3 separate regions of the Homo sapiens genome follow, and regions 2 and 3 are each linked to region 1. A link is a loop called in an ENCODE intact Hi-C map of the cell type or tissue named here. Cell type or tissue: PC-3. All regions are shown on one strand.

Region 1 (8,000 bases):
CACCCAGTCAGAATAACAGAATTTTCAGAGTTTAAACTGTTATTTTGAAAATCAGTTATCCATTACCACACGTGAACTTTATAATGAGCAGGCCACATCTATCCCTACTCTCAAAAACTGCTTTTTATTTCCTAAGAGTCATCATTTTATTTATACTTTTGCTGTGATTTCCTAAATGAAGCTGTTGTTCAATTTCTGCTATTGTAGTAATAGTTCTTACTTCTCCAAGCTTAGTCCATGGGAATTACAAAATAGGCAGTAGCTAGGTCGTCTTTCTCATGTTTCTTAGCTCTAGTTATACTTTAGTCTCCTTATCTAAAAAGTGAAGATAACGGTAGTACACACGAAGACTAAATGAGAATGCATTTAAAGCACCTCTAACGGCATCTGGCAAGTACTACTTAATATTAATAAATGATAGCCAGTATTGTTAGTAGTCTTTCATGAAGTTACAGTAATATAGACACTGAAGCTGGTATTAGATAATGCTTTAAACATTCTAGGGAAAAATACAATTAGTTGTGAATTTTACCATATCATAATATATAAATTTATTATTCTTAAGTAGGAAGGAGTATGCATTTTTGAGATAATAGCATAGCATTTTTTGTTCCTGTTTCTTAGTTGATCTAAAGTTTCCCTAATCATTAAAATAACGACAATCATTATTACAAGAAGACAGAATTCAGTCTGTAACAAATAATTGATTGCTTAATATTATTGAAAATATTTTTAAGTTCATTGTGACAAAATAGTCTCAAAAGTTAGATTTCATTGAGCACAAAAGTGTTTTCCAAATTCAAGAACTTTTCTTTATCTATCAAATACAAAATCTTGGTTACCACAGCATACAGTGGCACTATTAACCACAATGCATAGGGTGCAAGATATATTTCAGAGAACCTGTGACAGTGAGGGTAAATAAAGGTTCAAATAGCAGTAAGGAAGCAAGGGGATTCAGAAGGGGTATTTCTAAAGATAAGATACAATTTGAATTCCTGAGAAAGAAGCTGGTGCCTCCATACCCTTGGGACTAGGCACAAGATTAACAGTTACATAAAAAAAATTCAAGATAGGTCAAAGAGCAGGGTGAAGGTTGAAAGAATTTGTGCCCCACTTCTCATTTGATAGCTGGGGGGATCAGAATGCAGGGGTGCTCCTTGCCAATATGGAATAGCCACAGCAGAGGAAAAATGATAAGACACAGTTAGGTAGATATGGCTTGAGACAGCGTATCCGATGTCTATGAATCCAAAAGTTCTTATGTGTCCCAGTGGTGCTATGCAGGAATGCTCTGAGGACTAGTATTCTAAGAGAGCTGGCATCAGGACAGGTGCAGAATATGAGCAATAGTTGCCAACAGAGGGTGTCCACATAGCCCAAGTCTCACAGCACATGTCCAGTGACCAGGCTGGATGGGGCCAACTCTGCAGAGACCAGCAAGGACCCAAAGAGTAGCAAGAAAACCAGAGACTTTTTTCTCCCTTCATCTGCCATTACCCTGAGGACACAAAAGCTTCCCTACACACACTGTATCCATCCATCTGAAGAAGCCATTTTAAAAATGAGAAAGAAAGAGAGAAACTTCATAGAAAAGGAAAAAAAGGTGCTGAAAAGAAATTTGACCTTGAAATTTACTAATCTTTTACTCTAATGAGGCTTTCTCAAACCAAAAGAAAATAGCTTAATTTAGGTTTCCCCCATCATCACCAACCTCCTTTGCAACCACCAGCAGCAGGAAAGGAGATTTGAAAGAAAGCAAGAAGAATATGTTACAGAAAATACTGAGTTACATTTTCTTGTACATTTGATAAGTATCCTGTCTGAAATCCCTGTAAGTAAAACATATAAATTACAATGCACTTGGCTGATTTACTATACTGCAACGGACTTATGATTACTTAGAGGAAGATCCATATCATACATCACCCTTGACAAGGAAAACTCTATTAACATCCATAAACCTACCCTGGCAATAGAGTATGGATATTGTTATTGAACAGAGGAATTTCACTAGTTACGTTCTGACAAGGAAATCAAAGAATGCCAAAAACACTTGTAAGTGTTGGAGGATGACTCAAACATGTTCCACCTCCTTACTGATTTTCTAGCACAAGGCTATGGCTGGCTTTCCATAATATTATGAGTCTTGAATTTTATGTTAAAGACATATTTATTTTTCTAAGCAGGTTTATTAGAGTAACCTAAGCAATAATTATCAATAAATGGGACGCTTAGGACACGGGCGTAGAATTTTATAGCCACTTTTTAAAATGCCATGGCTTTGAGATAACCCACTTCAATCTGCCGAGTCTTAATTTTAATCAGGTACAAAAAGGAGACACTTGTCTTAGAAGATCCTCCACTCTTTCTTCCACATTCAAAAGTCTATATTTGATGAGATAGGTTTGGAGACACACGTGACCACCATTGGATTGGGGTAGCATCGCTCAAGGTAGACTTAGTATACTCTGCTAAGGCCAAAATTATTAAGGTTTGGACTTTGGATCACTGATATATAGATTGAGCATTTCTTATCTAAAATTCTTGGGACCAGAAGTGCTTCTAATTTTGAGTTTTCTTTTCAGATTTTAGAATCTTTGCATATACATAATGAGGTATCTTGGGGATGGAAACTAAGTCTAAACAAGAAATTTATGTTTCATATACACTCTACGTTTAGCCTAAAGGTAATTTTTTCAGCAAATAATTTTGTGCATGAAACAAAGTTTTGACTGTGTTTTGACTACAACCCATCACCTGAAATCAGGTATGGAATTTTCCATGTGTGGTGTCATGTTGGCACCCAAAAAGTTTCAGATTTTGGAGAATTTCAGATTTTGAATTTTTGGATTATAAATACTCAACCTGCATAGAAATAGCATAGCTGGCATTTCTATCCAATAAATCATGAACAGTCTCTAGGATGGCTCTTTTTGCGATATAGACATGAAGTAAATCATGAGTCAAAGTAATACAATCATAAAAATAATTATTTTTTATTCAACACATATGTTTAAATCACTATTACATACAACACATTGTGTTTGGGAAGCTCAAGAGATATAAACATGAATCAAATCGGTTTCTCATTAAAGAAAGTTTAAAGAAATTTAATTAGAGTTTAAATAAATTTAATTTTAATTACATTGGGGGAAGCTTGAATGATTGCCAAGATTATGGCTATGCTCAGGAAGATTAGTTTGCCAACAATGTCTATGAAGGATTAGCCACCAAAATAAAAGAAAACATCACTATTATGCAGTAATTCCCAAAAGACTCAAAAGCTATGAACTATAAACTTTGACTGACTGGTAAACACAGCACATATCTCTTTCAAGTACATATGAAATTGCATGGAATCATATTGAAAATATTGATTTTTTTTAATCCTCATTAGGAGATTTCTCTGCTTTCACCTGGGTTTCTTCCTCCAAAAATAAAGAGCAATCATGAAATTTAAATCATTCAGTGTTCCAGTTCCTATGGCAAATGTAGCATATATCTTGTTCAACAGATAATAAGGCAGTTAACTCTTTATCCTGTATGCCACTGCCAGGATGGATAAACTGTTCCAAAGTTTAGTAAACTATGTGCTGTATTAAAAATGATATGAGCACATTATTCAATATTTGTAGTGGAGGATAAAGTTCCTGTGTGTCTCCAACTTGACTATATCCAGCAGAGAAAAGGTTTTGATTTATTTGGAGTAAAACACTTGGAATACAATAGAAGGGAGCAAGGACTTCTCATAGATTTTTCCCATTAAGCATTTTTGGGCAAGCCTTAGAAGTTACTCTGCAGGATGGATCTTATATTCATTCAGTGGCCTAGCTTTACAGCTAGTAGCAAAATTCATTGCCTTAACCCAGAGCAGTCTTGTTATTTTAACATGGCTGTTTCTATTTATAAAGTTACACAATCCAGTTGGTTCATTCTTCCTCCCTGTCTGAGACACAGTTTACAAAAAGAAACCACAGTCATTACAAAAATACATTGCCAGGAAATCCAAGTGTTGTTTTCTAGTGGAAACTGAAAGATCCACACCTTGACTTATGTCTTACTCATCCTAAATCACATCTTTGCAGCACTTTCTCCTGGCTAAAGAATGTGCTCTGAAGTTTTACTACGTTCATTAGAAGGCCATCTTTTATATTCTGACTATTCTTGTTGTGGTTTTATAGGTGTTCTGTAAATAAAAGTCTGCTGTACAACAGGAAGCACCCTCTGCCAAGTCTTTTGGAGAGAGTAGCAACACATCCACAAGAGAATCCAGGTGGCAAGACATTTGAACAAAAGGTTTACACAACAGCATTCAAAAGAAGAAAGTAAAAGACAAGACAGACATAGGAACTCATTCTAACTCTCCTTTCAGCCTCCTGGCAGCTGCACCAGCTGGATGTTCATACAGGTCAACATCGTGATAGAGTGCTATATATGGGAACTTTCCTCTGAAGGCTAAAACAAGCTACACATGCAGAGAACAAACACGGGGCTAAGACATCAGAGACTTTCTTGCAAGTCCTTGAAATATGAAATTTAATTAAAATTTAACTACCATTTGATCAAGGCTACAGAAGAGAAAGAAAAATAGTGGTGTTTGTAATACTTTGTGTAGCATCTTTGCTCATGCAGAATGAATGAGAAAATGTTATACAGAATTAATTGTAGATAAAGTCAGCACCTGGGGCACTCTCCATTTATTCTTCCTAGAAGGACTTCTTGCCTGTTGGATCCTCTGCCCTGTTGCTTTCAGTTGGATTTCATCTTCCCACCCTTTTCATTTTCTCAGCTTGATTCACATAGATCATACATAAGAGCTAAAGAAAATGTGTTTAGTGCCTGAGGGAATTCATTTTCTGCCTGGGATAACTAGACAAAATGTGATGCAATTCCTCCCCTGAATTTAAAATGTTTTGTTATCTTGAAGGCAATTTTCCTCATCCAATAAAAACAGAGAAGGAAAACGGGTGACCTTTAAAAACATATTTTTGAAATCGAAGATTCTCACACACAGAAATGCCTCTGATAATTTTGGGTGTAGACAGATGCTCTCTTCCTCTTTGTACTCCCCACACATTCTGTCAATGGCCTATTGTTAAAGTGTGGACTTTCTCCTAGACCACATCCTGTCTGTCTTACAGAGGAGAAGCATACTGTTGAAGTGAAAAGAAAGTCTTGATATCTGTGTGTAGTCTCTGAAGGTATAGAAAAAACAAATTCACTGCAGTACCTCAAGATATCATTATATTCAACTCAGGGCCCGTAAGATTTAGGTTGGAAATTTCCTGATGATGAACTCATGGAACTAAGACATGTTTGTTTTATTGACAAATCAAAGCTTTTTTCATAAAAGGAAAGTGTATTATTTTCATTGCCAACACTGGTTAAAAATGGTAGGAAAAAGGGATGAAGAGCAAATGTATATATTTGAACCTCATTGAAAAAAAATCATTCTCCTTTGAATAAAACCTCTGAAGAAGCTACTTCTAATTTGAAAAATTCCTGTTAAAGAAAGGACATTTCCCATTAAATCTGAAATAGATAATTGACAGCATCTAACAACGAATCCTTAATTTAACAAGGCAATAATATATTTAAAAATTGATAAATATGAGATCTCCAACTACTATAAAATTAGAACTAATAATTAGACTATTATAGAAAACTAGAATGAAATCAAGGAGAAAATCAAGGAAATTGGACTCATAACTCGAGTAACCAATCATCCCAGTTTGCCTGGGACTGAAGAATCTCCAAAACAAGACACTGCGCACTAAAATCAGCACAGTCTGAAGATAACCAGTACAGTTGGTCAGCCTATGTGATAACTCATTTATTCTTCCAACATTTTCGTATTTATCCTTCAAGAGATTTTTCTATTAGAATTATCTTCCTGCATATATTATCCTCACTATTTCTAAATACATTGCATTCATTCATTATGCAAACACAAAATGAATTAACTTTTAGAGAATAAACTCCTGACAGTGGATTCTCAGATAGTTCATACCTAAAGCAATAAACACAAAATCTGAATCTCTATTAATAGATTTTAATGGAGGAGGATCTGAAATTACAGACACTTTGTCATTTAGTATTGGATGTGTTTTTGGTTTTGGTGCTTATCAACTCTTGAGTGAATTCATTTCTCAGCTACATAAGCCTATCCCTTTCCTCTCCAATCTTCGTTCATCCGGAATTGGAGATATGACTCAGAGATCAGTAATCTTTATGTGCTTTTTGGAGTGCACTGCATTGTAAAGCTAGTATTTTGGTACACTTAATGTTTAAAGAATTAAACTAATCAGCCAGGCCCAGTGGCTCAAGCCTGTAATCCCAGCACTTTGGGAGGTTGAGGTGGGCAGATCACCTGATGTCAGGGGTTCGAGACCAGCCTGAGCAACATGGAGACACCCCGTCTCTACTAAAACTACAAAATTAGCTGGGCATGGTGGCATGTGCCTGTAATCCCCGCTACTTGGGAGGCTGAGGCAGGAGAATCACTTGAACCCAGGAGGCGGATGTTGCAGGGAGCCAAGATCGTGACATTGCACTCCAGTCTGGGCAACAAGAGTGAAACTCCATCTCAAAAAAAAAAAAAAAAAAAGTATTAGCCTAATCAAACTTAATGAAAATATGAAAAAATAGAAAACCTCTAAAAGATATCACTAATATCCAAAACTTCAATAGATGAGAAAATTTCTGTCTATTCCACATTGGTTTTTTAATTGACTTAAACATAGGAGGAAAAAACATTCAACAATGGTGAAGTAAAGCGTGATGATTTGTAGATATGCTTCTTTCTGCAATAAAATAAATAAAGTACTTGGGTTCTTTTAAGTGTTGTAGCAAAAATCTGAAATAAAGTCATTCAATATTAGGATGTTATAGGTTCTTAGTCAAAGTCCAAGAGCACATGGTCCTCTCTTCTAAAGGCAGTGCCAGACTGCACTGAGCCCCAATCTAAGCACAAACCCATCTGAGCTCTATCCCATAAATCACTACTAAGATTGTTTTTCTTCAAAACAAGACTGCCTGAATTTGGGAAGTGTATTTGTATTCCACAAGATTCCTTTTATTAAAATAGATGGATCCAGGAGCTATTGAATATCATATATATATATACACACATATACATATTTATACAAAACTGTGTGTAAATTTTTCTCGTTAGTTCTATGCTTATTGATATTCTAAAAAAAGAATAGCCTGTGCTAAAAATTGTGTGTTTGTAGGTCTCATTTGCTTCCAAAAATGATAGGTAATGTCTTAACGTTATTATGATGCTATAACAGTACGCTTTTATTTCTGGCTACAATTAAGTGAGGTTGCTATTCTTGTCCTAATCCCAAAGTCGAGAAAATTGAGTAAAAACATGCAAGATGACACAGTTGGAGTAAAGGACTCCAATTCAGGCCACCTGACTAGAAGTTTAGTGATTTCATATTAACTACTGCTGCTGTAATGCTGTATGCAACATATACTCTACATATTTAGACTACAGGATGAATAAGTATGCCCATGTATCATATGTAGGTATATGTATATGACTATATTCTTTCTGCCCAACGAAAAAATATTTAATAGAACCATTAAAATAAAAATTTAAAACAAGTCCATATAGAATGGAGGGATAAGGGGAGAAAATAATAATTAAAATCTGGAATAAAAATGTTAGTGAGAAATTTTTTATTTAAACTACATTGTATTATCCCTATAAACACAACTCAAAAAAATTTATTGCACACCTAGAAGCAAGTAAAGTTGTGACTCTCCTGACCAAATATTAGCTCATGCTTTGGGCATTGCTATGGTCTGAATGTGACCTTCAAATTCATATGTTGAAACTTAATCACCAATGTGATAGCTTTACAGGTTGGGCCTTTAAATGATGATTAAGTCATGAGGATGGAGCCCTCATAGATGGGAATAAGGCCCCTATAAAAGGGCTTGAAAGAGTGGGTTCATTCTCTTTTGGCCTTCTGCTGTGTGAAGAC
Region 2 (8,000 bases), 120 kb after region 1:
TTAACTGTAATAAATCAGCAATATATTACTCAAAACACTTTTGACCACAAATCATCGTAACCAACTCAGACAAGCTTAGGCATTTTGTGATTCACATGACCAAATTGCTGAAAAGGAAGTCTTGCCCTAACAGGACTGGAGTGAGCTGGGGATTTAAGTACCACCAGGAGGCTCACTGGATCTCATCTTTTTATAAACTCACCATGGCTATGTCTACTAGGATGGAATCGTAGCCATTTGCAGTTTGGAGTACACATTTCACTAGCTTTGCTATCAGAGGAGCAGAAATATTTTGTTCTTTACTTCCAATTTTAAAACATCTAAAAAAAAAATACTGATGAGGCCAATTTGGGTGTTTTTCCCACTCCTATAGCCAGTGGGGATGGATAATATTGGCAGACTTCATTAGGATGAAAAGCGAAATAGCCACCCCTAAATGAGAGTAATTAGAAGAGTACTTGGCAATAGCAGTTGTCCATTATGTAATACAGACTGCCTGGGCTTGAATTCTAGCACAATTTCCTAACAGTATAACTGGGAAAAGTTACTTATCTTCTTAGTGCCTAAGTTGTCTCATACATAAAATGAGGTAATGATAGTAATTACCTCACAGACTCGTTGATTTAATAAGTGTAAAATTTTTAGAACAGAATTTTTAGAACCTGGGCCCTGTCATATCACACTTCTAAACTCTACTGAACAATGTGCAGCTCCATGCCTCTTGGCCATTGCCCATGTTATTCTGTCTCCCTGGAATACGCTTCCTTAAATCTGTCTGCCTGTTTTTCACTTACGTTTCATTTCAACATTAAAATATTTATACCCTTGACTTGGTAATATTCTAAATGATACAAAAAGGGGTCAATGATTCATGCAATTAAAAAAAAAAATTGTTCCTCTTAAGAGCTGAAATAAGAAGCAACCTTTTCCCTTTTTCCTGTTTACTTTTCTCCCATGCCTATGGTTGCTGTCTACAAAGCTTCCACAGATAAAGCTCCAGCCCACAACAAACTATCAGGCCTTGACTACACTCGTAAACTTCTCACTGGAACCTCCATGTTTATGACCCAAAAACCTCTCAAATACAATGCTTCCAAAATTGAACTCAGTCCTCCCACTATAACAGCTTTCTCTCAGCCTACACCAGTCCTAGTAAATGGAATCATGGCATCACCAACCTTTCAGTGGCTCCTACCATCCTGACCATCTCTATCGACAAATCTGTGGATATTCCTCAATATGGTCCCCACCTCCTCATGTCTCCTTCTGCTATCTTCATTCATGATGAGTGCTGTAGCCAGAGGGATCATTTTGAATAGAAGCATATTGTGTTTCTCCTTCGATTAAAACTGTTCTATAGCTTTCCTTGTTTTTAACATGAAATCCCATATTATTACCTTGGCATACGAAGTCTTACATGAAATGGCTTTTCTCACCTCTCCGTCTTCATCCCAAGCCATTTTTCTTATCACCAAACCCCTGCCAGTTTGTCCCACTTCACAATCATCCACTGTGCCAAGCAGCTTCCTGACTTGGGGTCTTTACTAGTGCTCTTTTTGTTGTTATTGTTGTTTTACTCAAGTCCTTTTTGTTGCTATTGTTGTTTTTTGTTGTTTTGCCTCAAACACTCTTTCCCTAGCTTCTAAAGTGGATAAATATCTCCACCCTCCAGACCCAGCAAACATGTCACTTTATTAGGAAACCATGCCTGACTCTCCATTGAAGAAATATTCTTTCCATTTTTTTTCATTCTTTCCATTTTTATGGTACCCTGTCTCCACTGTCATGCCCACATCAGAATTTTAATAAATTCATACTCTGACTAATCCCTTACTTTCTTTCCTCCTCTCTTTCCCATTAGTTCCCCTAAAGGCAGAAACTTTGTCTTATAAATGACTAAAATCCCATTTATTTGCAGGGCACCTGTCACACAACTGATATACAATAAATATTTTTAAATAAGTTAAGTGGCCAATGTTAGGTGAATGGGTAGGAAAATGATGGTAAATTCTTTCCTTGTAGTGTTCTGTGGCTGTGAAAAAGATATTCACTGAAAAGCACTAACACGAGAAAATCCAAACCACAAGTGTAAGTGAAAAATGCTAAACAAATTACACACATAGTATTTCAACTCTGGAAAAATGCACAGAAGGTAGATGTGGAAGGCAGAAAAATAATCCCCTCTCCAAAGATTTCCACATTCTAATCCTTGAAACCTGTGAATATATGAGATGGAAAGGGAAAATTAAGATTGCTAATCGGTTGACCTCAAAGTAAGGAGTTTGTCCTGGATTATCCGGTTAGGCCCAATGTAATTAAAAGTGTTCTTTCGGTGTGGAGAATGAGGCAGAAGGGTCAGATTCAGAGTGATGCAGCATGAAAAAAATTCAGTCAGCCATTGAAGGCTTTGAAGATAGAAGGGAAACACAGCCAAGAGACAGGGCAGCCTTTAGGGCTAGAAACAGCAATGAAATGGATTCGCCCACAGATCTTCCAGAAGGAATGCAGCCCTGTAGAGACCTAAATTTAACCCAGTGAGGCCCATTTTGGACTTCTGAATTCCAGAACAGTAAGATAAACATTTTTGTGGTCGCCAGCCATCAAGTTTGTGATATTTTGTTATAGCAACAACAGGAAACTAATACAATAGTTTACATGAGTATAGAAGAGTTCACTTTTTTTTTTTCCTTTCCAAATTTTGAATGGTTTGCGAGCAAGCTCTCTACAACTACCACTTTCTCTGATTTCCACCCTATTTTACCAGTATAGTTTGCAGCATTGGGCTTAAGACTGCCACATTTTTACTGAGCACATGAAATTAAAAGAAAAAAAAATCTGGGGAAACTATCTAACTTGCAAAGGCATGTTAAATGAAAATGTACACAGCAAATGTCCAGAAAAATATCCAGAGAAATTTTATACTTTTTCCTGCTGAAATGATAAATGAACACATTTTCGTCAGTTATATGAATATTACAAAAGAACTTTTAAAAATGTCTACATAGTTTGATGGCTTTTAGCACTGAGATACAGAAATAGCTCCCAGGATAATATTATTACCCTTTTACTATTTTATCCTCTTCTTATCCTTTTATAGTAGTCATAAAAATAAGCAGTGAAATTTGGAATCTGGGAAGCATGTTGTATTTCCCAAATGGAAAAGAAAAGGGAAATCCTCAATGGAAAAAAGTTTAATACCAGTATCGCCTAGATGCTTAAATTATCTTGAAATAAACTATGTGAAGAAAATACACACAGACACCTGGTGATATTTTTTACTTAGGAAAGCTTAAAGACAATAAACCTTTTAAGGTTAGTGAATTTACTGACAAGATTATAAAATGTACTCACTCTAGAATTATGCATTCCACAATAGCATTCTCAGTTCTACCATATTTTAAAGGGAGTGTAAATTCACTTTTGAAAGATTTGACATCTGAATTAGCACAGAACATAAACTTTCTTTATGAAGTTGACTTTAACAGAAATTGCAAAGCTTAATTTATACAGTATCTTCAATTACATGAATATTATGTTCTCAAATATTTCATATAATGCTATTTCTAAAGACTTCTCTATTTCCTGCTTTTTTTGCCCATGGTCAGCTCCTTGAAATTTCATAGATAGGATATTGATACCATATGAAAACCTATTACTGAATGGAGGAAATGATCTAGAGAGGACACCACCAAGAGCAAATGGAAAAATACTAGTACAAAGCATTCAAACAGGCTGGTTTTATTTCCCTGTAGCACCTTCTGGTGGCAAACACAGTATATTGCTGAATACTCTAGCACTGAAAGGAAGGATATCGCAAATATTATTGAGCACTTGAGATATTATTTAATAAACTGAATCCCCCCAAAGTGGCCTAAATATGTTTTTTAATTTTTTTGTTCCTCCAGTTATATATTCATAATATGAGCATATCAGGCAAGATAATTTGTAAGTTTCCTTCTAGAATTGAACATCTTTGAGTTAATTTATTTGCAGGCATTGAATGAAAGTTTTTTAACATTTCTATTCTCAGAAAAAAATACAGAAAAAGCATAATCAACTGATAGGTCTGTAAACAAATACATAAGTGCCCACATATATGGTCACAGCCAAAATTTTATATGAAAAATGCAATTTTTATAGAAATTTGTAATAGAGAATGTGGTATTATTTAGTATTAGTAATATCTAACATGTCTTGATACTTTACATGTGCATCTAGAATATGTTATATACTTTATCTCATTTATTTACACAGTAAACTAATGAGATAAGAGTTATCCCCATTTAATGGATGTAGAAAAGTAATAATTTATTTGGCATTTAAAATTAATGAATAGAAAAATACAAAAACTCAAATGTACTTTCATATTTTCAAGAACAAACGAATGAACACGCATATTCATCACTTTAAATCTCATATGTATGAAGCAATTCAACATGAAAAAGGCTTTTCACTATCCTGCAAGGACTTACTGTTTAAGTTGCAGAAGGTTGAAATAGAACAATTCTAATTAATGGGACCTATTATAATAGAGATATATGTAAAAAAAAAAAAAAAAAAAAAAAGTCAAGATTGCCAAGAAGAAACTCCTCGAAATCTGTGTGGAGACTCAGAAAGGGCATCAACTAACTATGGATCAGGATCTTCCAATTGACCCTCCTTTATTTTCATGACCAGTAAGCAAACAAGGTTGGCTCTGCACCCAGATTTCTGGCAGGGAGAAGGTGTGTGAACCAGAAGATTCAAGCCTTTCACAGCATGTCATAACTTGAAATGTATTTGTATCTGGGCAGAGATCCTATTTATTTTGTTTATCATTGGCTTCTTAATAGCCAGCAGAGTGCTGTTCACATAGCTTGACTAGTATCTGCTCAGTGGCTCCATGTAGTCTAAGCAGCATGCCAACCTCTTTAAGGAGGCTCATCATAATCCCTCCATAAATCAAATTTAAAAAAAAAAACTTTTCAATAACATTATTGTAAGAATTAATTATTATAGTTTTGCAAAACTGAAAAGTTGTTAAGGCATACAGAGATCTTCTCCTTGGTTTACTTTATTCGCAGTCACTTCTGTAAAATGTAGGGCTTAGTAAAGGAAAGAGGACTGAGGAAATGTTTGGTATATCACACCATCTCCCAGTACCATTGTCACTTCTACATGGAGAGAGCATGTGCTCTCTTTCTCTATGTCTCTGTCTCTCTGAATAGAGACACTATAAACATATTTTACAGAAAATTAATAACATAGTAGAAAAACATTTAGTAAAAACCCAAAAGGCAAAAAAAACTTGCAAAAATTACTATAGCTGATAACACAAAAGCTACAATCATGCCCCTCAAAAAATCATATTCAGAATGATAATCTGTAAACATTCACCTGAGCCTAACTTTACTGAGGTTTGTGCCAAGTATGTATGCATGAAGAAAAAGAAAAATCATTTCTAAAATTGGAGAGCTGAACTTCATGAGTGAGATTTTGGCTAGAAAACTGCTATCCTCATAAACACTGCATGATATCCAAGTAACAAGACAAAATTTCTATCAATAATGCCATAATATAAACATTTGGATTAATTCAAGAATAGTTCAGTTCATGCTTTTATTCCAATCATTTCCCTATATAAACAAAGCATGGAAACAGCCTGGACACTCTTCAAAAGACTCCAAAGAACTTAACAACCCATATAATAACATGATTTAACAAAATTTCTCCCAGACTGTAGAAGAATATTTTTTATTTTTTTCTATCACTGCAATTTACATGCAATCTGAATACTGCCCATTTTGTAAAATTACCACAACTAGGCCCATAATAATCAAAAGTTATTGCTAAACAGCTATACCAGCATAATGCTTTGTAAAAGCAAAGGCTTAAGTATCAAAAAGCTGAAAACTACCACACACAATATCAACAAGATTTTTATAGTACCTGTTGCTTTAACGTATAAATACACAGCATGTAGTTTTCCTGAAAGAGTATGAGTATATTAATTATAGAAAACCCTGAATTCATCTTTTCCTGAAAAAAGGATGATTATAATCCCTATCAAATAAAGTATGTTAGTCACAGCCCAGTACACAGTGTAGAAAATACTACCAAACACGATTGAATTCATTTTTATACCTTTCCTTCTACATAGAATTCCCATTCTAACAACCCAACAAGAGGATAAAGAAAAATATGCATCAAGTAAAAGGGTTGTTTGTGGGCTTCGTTGCTTTTTTCAGTTTAAACATTTGTTCAGCAGAAAATTGAGTTGGGGTTTTCAGTTCCATTGAAACACATGGAGCACACAGTTTATGACAGTTGGCTCAGTGTAAAATGACAATTCTTCTAGGTGTGCTATTTTTGAATTTCCTTCTGACAAAAACTATGAGTAGTATTGTGTGTTCCAGGTCTGGTTAGGGTTGGCTGTCCTGAATCAGAAAAGCCTATAAAGAGGCTTCTTGATTCAATTCATAGACTTTGGGATTTCAAATAATGACACATGTATTTTACCTCCCACAAATTACGTAAGGGCCACGAACTGCTCTAAATTCCTTGGGAAAATGTGCCATGTAAATTGCTACATTCCCATAGAGTACTTTCCAAAAATGGCTGTTTAGAAGCTTATATGACTCTCAGCATTACAGACCTTGAATTATTGTCTTAGTTATCTCAACATAAAAAATAAATTATGAAAATCACTAGTTTATAAGATAAATAACTGAGGCTATTCTTTTCACCTTTGATTATATTTCATGTTTTTATACCCATGTTCCTACCAAATATCTAGAACTAATTTAAGTGTAAAACATTTATATAAGTAATTGAATTTTCAGGTTCTCAGCATATCTTAAATGGCTATAAACACATTCAGATATATGAGAGAAGTAAGCCAAATACAAAGAAGAGCTAAAACAAAAAGGTTAATTACCCAGATTTTTCAATACGCTTTTTTTTTGCTGTGCTCATTATACTTAGGAAAAAGTAGTAACCAGTCAAAATGAACCAGCTGTACGAATTAGGTTGGTAAAAAACAACATCTACATCTTTTGGATCTGTCCTGTAGTTATTATATATAATAAATAACCTTAATTTGTTGTTTTACAGATTTACAATGCACTTACAAAGGTCCAGATGAATATTCGACAATATCCACACTTCATAAATGAAAGAATAGAGTTTCGGAGCTGTGAAATGAATAGTCCTAGCTTCTCAGCTTACCGTGGGTCCACTGGGTCCAGATATGGACTGTGGTCCTCTCACTCAATAGCACATGCTCCTCCGATTACCAGAAACAAAAATAAGCAAACAAATAAAAAACACAAACCATTCTAGAGCAGACTCAGACCACACTGCTGAGCTTATATCTATGGCCCTGAAGAATAAAAACTGATGTGCAGAATATCTCTGTTAATTAACATTTTAAGAATCATAGGCAGAAGTGATATTATCAACATGACAGAAGAGAAAGTCCCAGACCCTCCTTCCCTCCATGGACAATAGTACATGGACACACTCCCTTTGTGAGAAATCCAGAAACCAGTTAAGAGGCTCCTACACCTCAGTGAGCATGAAACCACTGCATCAAAGCTGGCAGAAAAACGTGTTGTACTCCCTGGCCATAGTTGCTTACTGGCTCCACATGGAACAAGTGGGAAAAACTCTCAGCTTCTTCCTAGAGAGGGAAAGAATTGGAGTTTGCATCTAACATTCTGGTTTTTGAGGATGCTGCCCAAGGGTCTGGTTATTCTATTTTGGAGTGCTGATGGGACTGGCATACTCTAGAAGCCAGGGAGTTGCTGAAAAGAATGGAGAGCTGAGCAGCATATGGCAGCTGCAGAGAACCTGTAGTACTTCAAACAGACACAAGAGGAAGAAAGAGAGTACAGTTTCCTGCAAAAAGAAGCCAGTAAATCCTTCTAATTGGAAATTTATGTGCACACTTCCTGAGAAGACACCCACAGAAAAACGCTTGAGTGGCCCCCAGAATCACTAGCCAGCTGATGGGTAAAGGC
Region 3 (8,000 bases), 95 kb after region 1:
GGATTCTAGCAAGTTGAATGACTAAGAAGAATCTGTTTAGCATAAAGATAAAATCTACTATATATAATTTTTTAATGGCAAGGAATAGTTCAATAAATAACCCAGCTGAAATATATGAACTAAATATAGGTGGATATGGATATTGCATATCTCAGAATTACAAAGTAATTTCATACTTTAGTTATTAGAAACTATTTACTTTCAAATAAGAAAATTAAAAATAATTTAGAATCTCATTTTTAAAGCATGACTAAAATATTCCATCTCAAAAGAAAGTCAACTAATAATCTTTCTATAACCTTTAGCCATAAAATATAGAGTTAGGAATATTTCTTTTGCATATGACATTCCAGGCTCATAAACCACACAGTTCCTAAAGGAGCATGTCTTACTGACATCACTGAATATAACAAGAGAATGGCCAAGATAATCTAGACATTTCCAAGCACCCCTTCATTCCTATGTTCACAATAATGAGTAGGACAACAAACTGAGTAGAAAAATAAAAATACATCTCACTGAAAATAGGAGAAGGAATTAAAATTTGGAAAAAAAAAGTGTCAGTTAAATCAGCATGATATGCATAAACTGCAAATGCCATCTGAGCCATAGGCTAAAGCTTATTTATGCCTATGATTTTCAAATTTTCATAACCCTATTTCTATAAACACTTGCTTTTAATAACAATAATGATAACATTAATAATGATACTAAAAAAAGGCACAAGCATTAAAAAACTACCTGGTGGCGGTCTTTGTATATATTATATCATATAGTCCTCACTCACTTCTAGAAGGATGATACTTTTATTATCTTTATTTTTTAAAGAGAACAAAATGAGTACAAAAAGATAAGTGTAATTTGTGCCAAATAAGTGAAGTGTGAGGATTCAAAAGTTGATCTATTTCAAAGACCATGCTAAGTTAGTATTTTAGAACTTTTTCTGTGCTTTCCTACAGGACAATAAGATATTTAAAGTGACATCTTATCTTCAAATATTTCTTAAAATTATTTTGAATTCGACATTATTTTAACCATAGTCTCAGCTACTTGGAAGGTTGAGGTGGTAGGATCACTTGAGCCTGTCAGGTTGAGGCTGCAGTGAGCTGTGTTCACGCCACTGCACTCCACCCTGAGTGACAAGGCAAGACCCTGACGAAGAAAAGAAAAAGGAAAAGAAAGAAAGAGAGAAAGAAAATAAAGAAAAAGGAAAGAAAATAAAGGAAGAAAGAGAGAAAGAAAGAGAGAGAGTGGAAGGAAGGAAGGAAGGAAGGAAGGAAGGAAGGAAGGAAGGAAGGAGGGAGGGAGGGAGGGAGGGAGGGAGGGAGGAAAGGAAAGGAAAGGAAAGGAAAGGAAAGGAAAGGAAAGGAAAGGAAAGGAAAGGAAAGGAAAGGAAAGGCACAGGGAGGGAGGGAAAGAGAAAGGGAGGAAGGGAGGAAGGAAGGAAAAGAAAAAAGAAAAGAAAAGAAAAGAAGATCCCATCAACGTAAGCAGAGGGCTTTGTGCTCCCTGGTATCCCCAGCACACAGTTGGTACAGAGTAGGTATGAATGAGCAAAGAGGTCAAAATATATGTGGCCTCTATTAAATTAAAGTCATGTATTTCATTCATATCTTACAAGAGCCATATTAGAAAGCTATAAACTAGAAATTATTAATTGTGATTTAAGAGACCTGTGATCTGTATAAATTTCAGAAATAGTCTTTGTTGAGATTAAAAAAACAGTAAGCATAAGTGGTTTCAGGAACAAATGAAAAGACTAGAAATATGAAGATGGTGAGATTCATATGTATATGAAAATGTCCACCTGTAGGCTGAGCTTCATCACTAACTGAGAAAAGAAGGAAAATTAAATTATTCAGGTTTGGAATTGTTTTTAATTCAGCAAAAAAACTTTTCCCGATATTGATAAAAATTATTCAGAATATCATATTTAAATATTTTGATAAAAGATTTTCTATTCTTGCCAGCAATTATAAGTTTATTTTCTTCTTTCACAAATCATTACCTGACTATGTCCTTGGTTTTAGTATAAAACTGGAGCCAAATAACAGTATTATAAGGAATATGACTCTGGCAACACATCTATCCCAAGGCAGAGGAAAACAAAACCTGATAGAATCACTGGTCTTGTAAGACATCCAGGCAAAGTTTCGCATAAACAGCTAAGCCACTGGAAGCACAGCCAAAAGGAACATTAACATCTTCGTAAGATTTTCACAAAGTTTCACTAATACTAGTCAATGGGGCTGCCATTCTTTCTGCTTTAGTAGCAGCAAGAAACACAAAATTGTATTAAGAAACATGTTTTCTGCAGCTGTCCAAGTTTTAACGGGTAAGAATGAGAAATTCAACTAAACTCAAATTCTGGGCTATACAGAAATAGAGAACTATAATTCTATGCTGTGAATTGATAACATGAAAAGGGAAGACTAAGTAAAGCAGTCCTTCAGGAGCAATGAAGGTCACCATAATAAGCCAATGTGGGGAAATGGTAATAGCCATAGCTTGTGTTGGAGTGTAGCTTGAAGGGGACTTTGGACTTTCACATACATTGTTATCCCTTTCCCACCTTAGCATACAAGGGGAATTAAGCCAGTGAGTAATCCAATTAGTCTCATCAACACTGGCTCCATGTGACTGGGGCGTTGGTATTCCCTAATCTCATGCCAATATCAGCTTGAGGAGAGTGGAGCACCTGAGAGTAAATGGCCAAAATCGGAGCTCTAAATGGATGAGCTGGAAGAAAGGTTCGCTCATTATTATATGAAATTATGAGATGCCTGTGATTTCTTTGGAGAGGCTATTCAAAAATACGTATAAAATAACATCAGTAATACACCTAATTCATAATTTAAAAGTATTAATTATTTCTGAAACAAACTTGGGCATACCTAGCCTACCTTTTTCTATATGACAAGACTCAAGATAACAGTCAATTATGTGACATTTAATTGCACTAAAGGTAGCAGTCTGATTAATGTGAAGAAATTTAAATCTTTCTTAGTAAACCATGAGTAGAATGACAAAACATCTTTCATTCAATATTTTTGAACGTATTTCAACTTATCCTTTCCTCAGTAAGTACCAATAATCTTCATTTGTAAAACAATTTTGCATTAGACAGGAATTTTTCTTACAGAGACATAAATAGTACCACTTGATAAATGGTACCACTTGTGTGCCATTTCTTAAAAAGCAATGATTTCAGTGCTGTGGAACAATAGTGATGGGCTTCCCTACTTCCCCCTCCTTTTTCTACTGACTGTGGCAAGGGATAAGAGAGAATAAAACACCTCATTTTTAATGCTATCATCATTCTCAATATGACCTAACTAGTAAAAACTGCAAAATCAGCAGTAGATGTAGACCTAGGGATTGTCTTTAAGAAGAGAGATGGAGATAGAACACACATGTGCTGCATCCAAGAAGCTGTCATTAGATTTCGGGATGAAGGTGGCTTTTGGCTACTGCTAAGTTCAACAGTTGCTACTGCCCCACTTTTGACTGGTTATCTACTTTAAAAGAAGTGATTTAGAGGATATTTTAAAGGGAACATTTACTGTGAAAAACACAGTCATAAATTTCAATTGAAAAAAAATGCATTAGGTGCCTACAATGTGCAAGACAGGGTGCTCATGAGAATGGTAAGTAGTTTTCTTCACTGCGTAGATTCTAGACACTCAATAAATATGAATACATGGATTGATTTGGCAGGTAAAGTTTGTAGGAATTCTTTTTTACTTTCTATGTGTTGTCAGTTTCTTGCTGTACAATTTTTACAGAAGATGGTCTGAAAAGCTTCCAAAATATGGATGAACTGAGCTTACAAAACCTAAATTATTCATAAAATATGACTGAAGTTTCACAGCTTAGAGGTTTAGTAGCACCTTCAGGTCATGGAGTTCCTGTTCAGTTTACCTTATAAAAAGTCTAAGACTGTATCTTTGGCTTAGTAAGTTAGAACTATATGGTAATGAACCCAGAATGCCCAAAGCCTGCTCTTTAAAGAACCCTAACCTGACAGTCTCACCAAAAAGGGATGTAACCTGTGCATTCAATTTTATTGTCACGTAGTTGTATTTTTTGTGCATTCAATTTTGAGAGATGAGGAGGAGGAAGAGGAGCATGATACTCTGTCAGTCACTGTATTCAGTCGCTTGCCTTATTTAATTATTATAAGAGCTCTATAAAGTAGAGACTATTAATATCTCATTTTACAGTTGAGGAAAAAAAGGCTCAGTGAGGCTAAATAACCTGCCTAGACATATGAGTGGTAGGGCCAGGATTCAGACTCAGGTGGTCTGGTCTATACAGTAAGGAGTCAGTTCGGTAGAATTGCAGCAGTGAAAAGCCATTGGACTTGAGACTAGTATCTGTCCTGATTGCTCTGCATTCCAGCGTTCCATTAAACTGAGTGATTTTGATGTGTCTTCATCTGTTTTTATCTATAAACTAAGAAAAATGGACTCTCGGCTACTTTTATTTGTTAATAGCCGTGCCAACCCTGAACTCGTGGGTATTTGTACATTCAGGTAGTAGTTGCGTCCCTATAAAAGCGACACAAACATCCTGTCTATAGATCCCTTTAGAAAATGTCAAACAAATAGTTTCCTTCCCAGCTTCCATGTCAAAACAGAGTATGTTTTATGTTTTACACCAAAGACAGGATCCGTGCCAAGTTTAAATTAAGAACAAAAGTCAAAGTAATGGTGCATCAGTTGTGGGTTTGGCAATGGTAAGAAAAGATAGCCTCAAAGAAAACTCATACCTTTTATGGAAACCAAATATTGACCACAATTGGCACACAGAAAAGCGCACAGACAAACAAAACTGCTGGATAAACAAATCAAAATTACATAGGAAGCTGACACCCATTCTTTACAGTGGAAAACCAAAGATAAAAATGAGTCACCAATTTTATATTCTTGGAAAGGAGAAATATTCACCCATCTGGTAATATGTTTTAAAAAATATCTCCCTGAAGACATCTAATATTTCCAATATTTTCTTAAATAACAAACCAAGAATAACTTCAATGTGTTAATGTCACAGAACAACTGCGTATAAGCTCGGTTATGAAAGAAAAAAACTTCAATTGAACAATGTGTAAATTGTATTGTGTAATTTAAGAATACAAAATGTATATGCTCACATTGATATAATGCTTCTAGATTATAAAGGAACAATGTATGTATTAGTCCATTCTCATGCTGCTAATAAAGACATAACTGAGACTGGTTAATTTATAAAGGAAAGAGGTTTAATTGATTCACAGTTAGGCATGGCTGGGGGGGCCTCAGGAAATTTACCATCATGGTAGAAAGGGAAGCAAACACGTCCTTCTTCACATGGTGGAAGGAAGGAAAGTGAGTGAGTAAAAGGGGGAAAAGTCCCTTATAAAAACATCAGATATTGTGAGAACTCACTATCATGAGAACAGCATGAGGGTAACCGCCCCCATTATTCAATTACCTCCCACCAGATCTCTCCCAAATGTAGTTACGAGAACTACAATTCAAATGAGATTTGGGCAGGGACACAGCCAAACCATATCAATGTGTATAGGTAGATATGCCTAGGCAGGGGTAGATACTGGATTTGAGGAGAAAAAGAAGTCCTTTCAAAGATAGCTCTACGAAAAGAGGCTACAAAGAGGCTAGTATTTTTGAAGTAGAAAAGCTCATAAGAGTATAACCCATTAGTCAACTTTTTTGTGCCTTTTATTATCCAGCGTATGTTTACCTTGTCCTGACCAACACCAAACTCAACTTTCATATGCCTAAAGGATTCTAAAGAAATAGGACCAGTTCATTCAAACTAAGATCTATGTGTTTGTGAAACTATACATAACAAAACCCTTTAGCCCAACTCGTTAATAAACAAAACAAAAAGAGAAAAAGAAAATTCTCACAGTTAGTTGTGAGACTGCAGGAATCTATAGCAAATAAGAATAAGTCTTGTAGCCAGAGGCACCCTCATTTTCAATTCTAAGCAAATTATAGTTTTAAAAACTGCCATTCTGTTAGTTCCTAAAAACTTTGAAAATTGATTATCACTTGCTGTGAGTGCTACATTCTGCCTTTCTTAAATTATTTTTTGCCAGATTTGGAATAAAATCTATATGAAAGTATTTATCTTTCCCTTTTTAATGCTAACAGCATGACTTGCCATATGCTATTGTATCACTTGTCACTGTATACCACAATTATTAAAATCCACTTCAGACTTTAAATGGAGCCCTGAGATCCATTTGCTTTACAAGGCCCAGAAAGCCAAACAAGACAGTCATGTCCTATATCCCTCCCAGCTCTGTACTTACCCAGGGTTATCTTTCATATTTCTTTCTTTTTACTTTTTTTTTTTTAGAGACAGGGTCTCACTCTATTGCTCAGGTTGGAGTGCAATGGCTATTCCCAGGCATGATTAGAGCGCACTGCAGACTCAAACTCCTGACCTCAAACAATCCTCCTACCTCAGCCTTCCAAGCAGCTAGGACTACAAGTGCAAGCCAACAGAGGTTATGTTCTGTTCTTGTATTTTTGTTGTTGTTGTTTTGAGATGGAGTCTTGCTCTGTCACCCAGGCTGGAGTGCAGTGGCGTGATCTCAGCTCACTGCAACCTCTGCCTCCCAGGTTCAAAAGATTCTCCTGCATCAGCCTCCGGAGTAGCTGGGACTACAGGCACCCACCACCATGCCTGGCTAATTTTTTGTATTTTTAGTAGAGATGGGGTTTCACCATATTAGCCAGGATGGTCTTGATCTCCTGACCTTGTGATCCACCTGCCTTGGCCTCCCAAAGTGCTGGGATTACAGGCGTAAGCCACCGCACCTAGCCAACAGAGGTTATCTTTACTCCTTCCCATAATTTTCATTTATACTGTATTAAAATAACTTGGCATCTTTGACTTTATTGAACTGCAGAATCACCTGAAATATATCTCTCTAGCAGCAGCTGCCCATGACTTCCCAGGGGACTCAAGTCTACTCCTTAAAGCTTTAACTTGAAAGAAAAGAACTCTAGCATCTGTTACATTGGTAAATCAAATATTTTAGAAAACACCTGGTCAGCCTCTTTTAGACCCACTCTGATATATACAGCGAGCACTCTCTTAAAATATGGCCCAAAGACAGCAGCACAACCTGCTGGATGTGGTCTAAATATCACAGAATGCAACAAGTGCATGACTTCTTTTGATCTTTACTGTATTGCTATTATGCCTAAGGTTTTTATTTTTATTTTTAGCAGGCACTTCATATTTCTGGCTCATATTAAACTTATAGACATTAAAAAAAGCCTAGCTGAACCTTTTCAAAAAATATTTGTTATCAAGCTATATCTTCACTATCTTAAATTGTCTAAATAGATTTTAAAACATATTTACATTTAAATTCAGTCCCATAATTTTGATGCAACCCATCAACTCAGCAGATTAACTTTGTGTATGGCCTTTCCCATCCATCATATTAATACTCATTTTCATCTTTTTCTCATCTGTAACATCTTTTATAACTTCATCTAAGTTTTAATATTTTTAAATTGTTCTAAATGTTAAGCCCCATTACAGGGCTGAACCCTACTAGGTTTGATCCCTGAATATCTCAACGTAACAGAATCGTTAGAAATGTGACATTGCCCTTCCATATATAATGATATTTCTTTTTCTGTTCATTGGACTCTGTTCTCATTAGAAATGTAGTTCATATGAAGTAGTCCTTTATCATGTCTGTCACTGTTGAACAATAACACATCTTTCCAGTAGTTCTGGGTAAAACTAAGGTGGGAGAATCTTTCTCACTTCACTTGGTGGCATGCATAGCTCATTTCCAACAACGTGGATGGTTTCTAGTATGAGTTTGTACATCACACTTACCTTTTTTTCTCCCGCTTTGCAGAAGTATAATTGACAAATAAAATTGTATACATTTAACATGTGTAATGTAACGATTTAATTCACATATATATTGTGAAATGATTATACAGTTAGACATCACCTCA

Evidence for each region. Hi-C counts contacts between places; a loop is a spot of excess contacts. Peaks named below come from ENCODE experiments on the same cell type or tissue, not always from the same donor. Only the 100,000 strongest peaks of a DNase experiment are listed, where the experiment ranks them.
Region 2: a loop joins it to region 1, with 2.5 times the contacts of the local background. A loop is called at or near these places in 5 of 110 quality-filtered maps.
Region 3: it touches region 1 in a loop (5-fold over the local background); 3 of 110 quality-filtered maps call a loop at or near these places.

The regions. Positions count from the first base shown.
Region 1 is chr12:77,844,262-77,852,261 of GRCh38, reverse strand. The region is part of intron 1 of NAV3 (neuron navigator 3); the gene reads right to left. Among named protein-coding and RNA genes, the nearest start is that of NAV3, 17 kb to the right of the region's middle. In PC-3, no CTCF peak of the experiment used is centred here; DNase peaks (open chromatin) are centred at 4,161 and 6,211; H3K27ac peaks cover 1,104 bases.
Region 2 is chr12:77,720,321-77,728,320 of GRCh38, reverse strand. It overlaps a transcript of NAV3 not described here. Among named protein-coding and RNA genes, the nearest start is that of NAV3, 110 kb to the left of the region's middle. In PC-3, CTCF peaks have their summits at 3,547, 3,753 (motif pointing left) and 7,867; no DNase peak of the experiment used is centred here.
Region 3 is chr12:77,748,911-77,756,910 of GRCh38, reverse strand. It overlaps a transcript of NAV3 not described here. Among named protein-coding and RNA genes, the nearest start is that of NAV3, 78 kb to the left of the region's middle. In PC-3, no CTCF peak of the experiment used is centred here; a DNase peak (open chromatin) is centred at 4,760; H3K27me3 peaks cover 3,726 bases.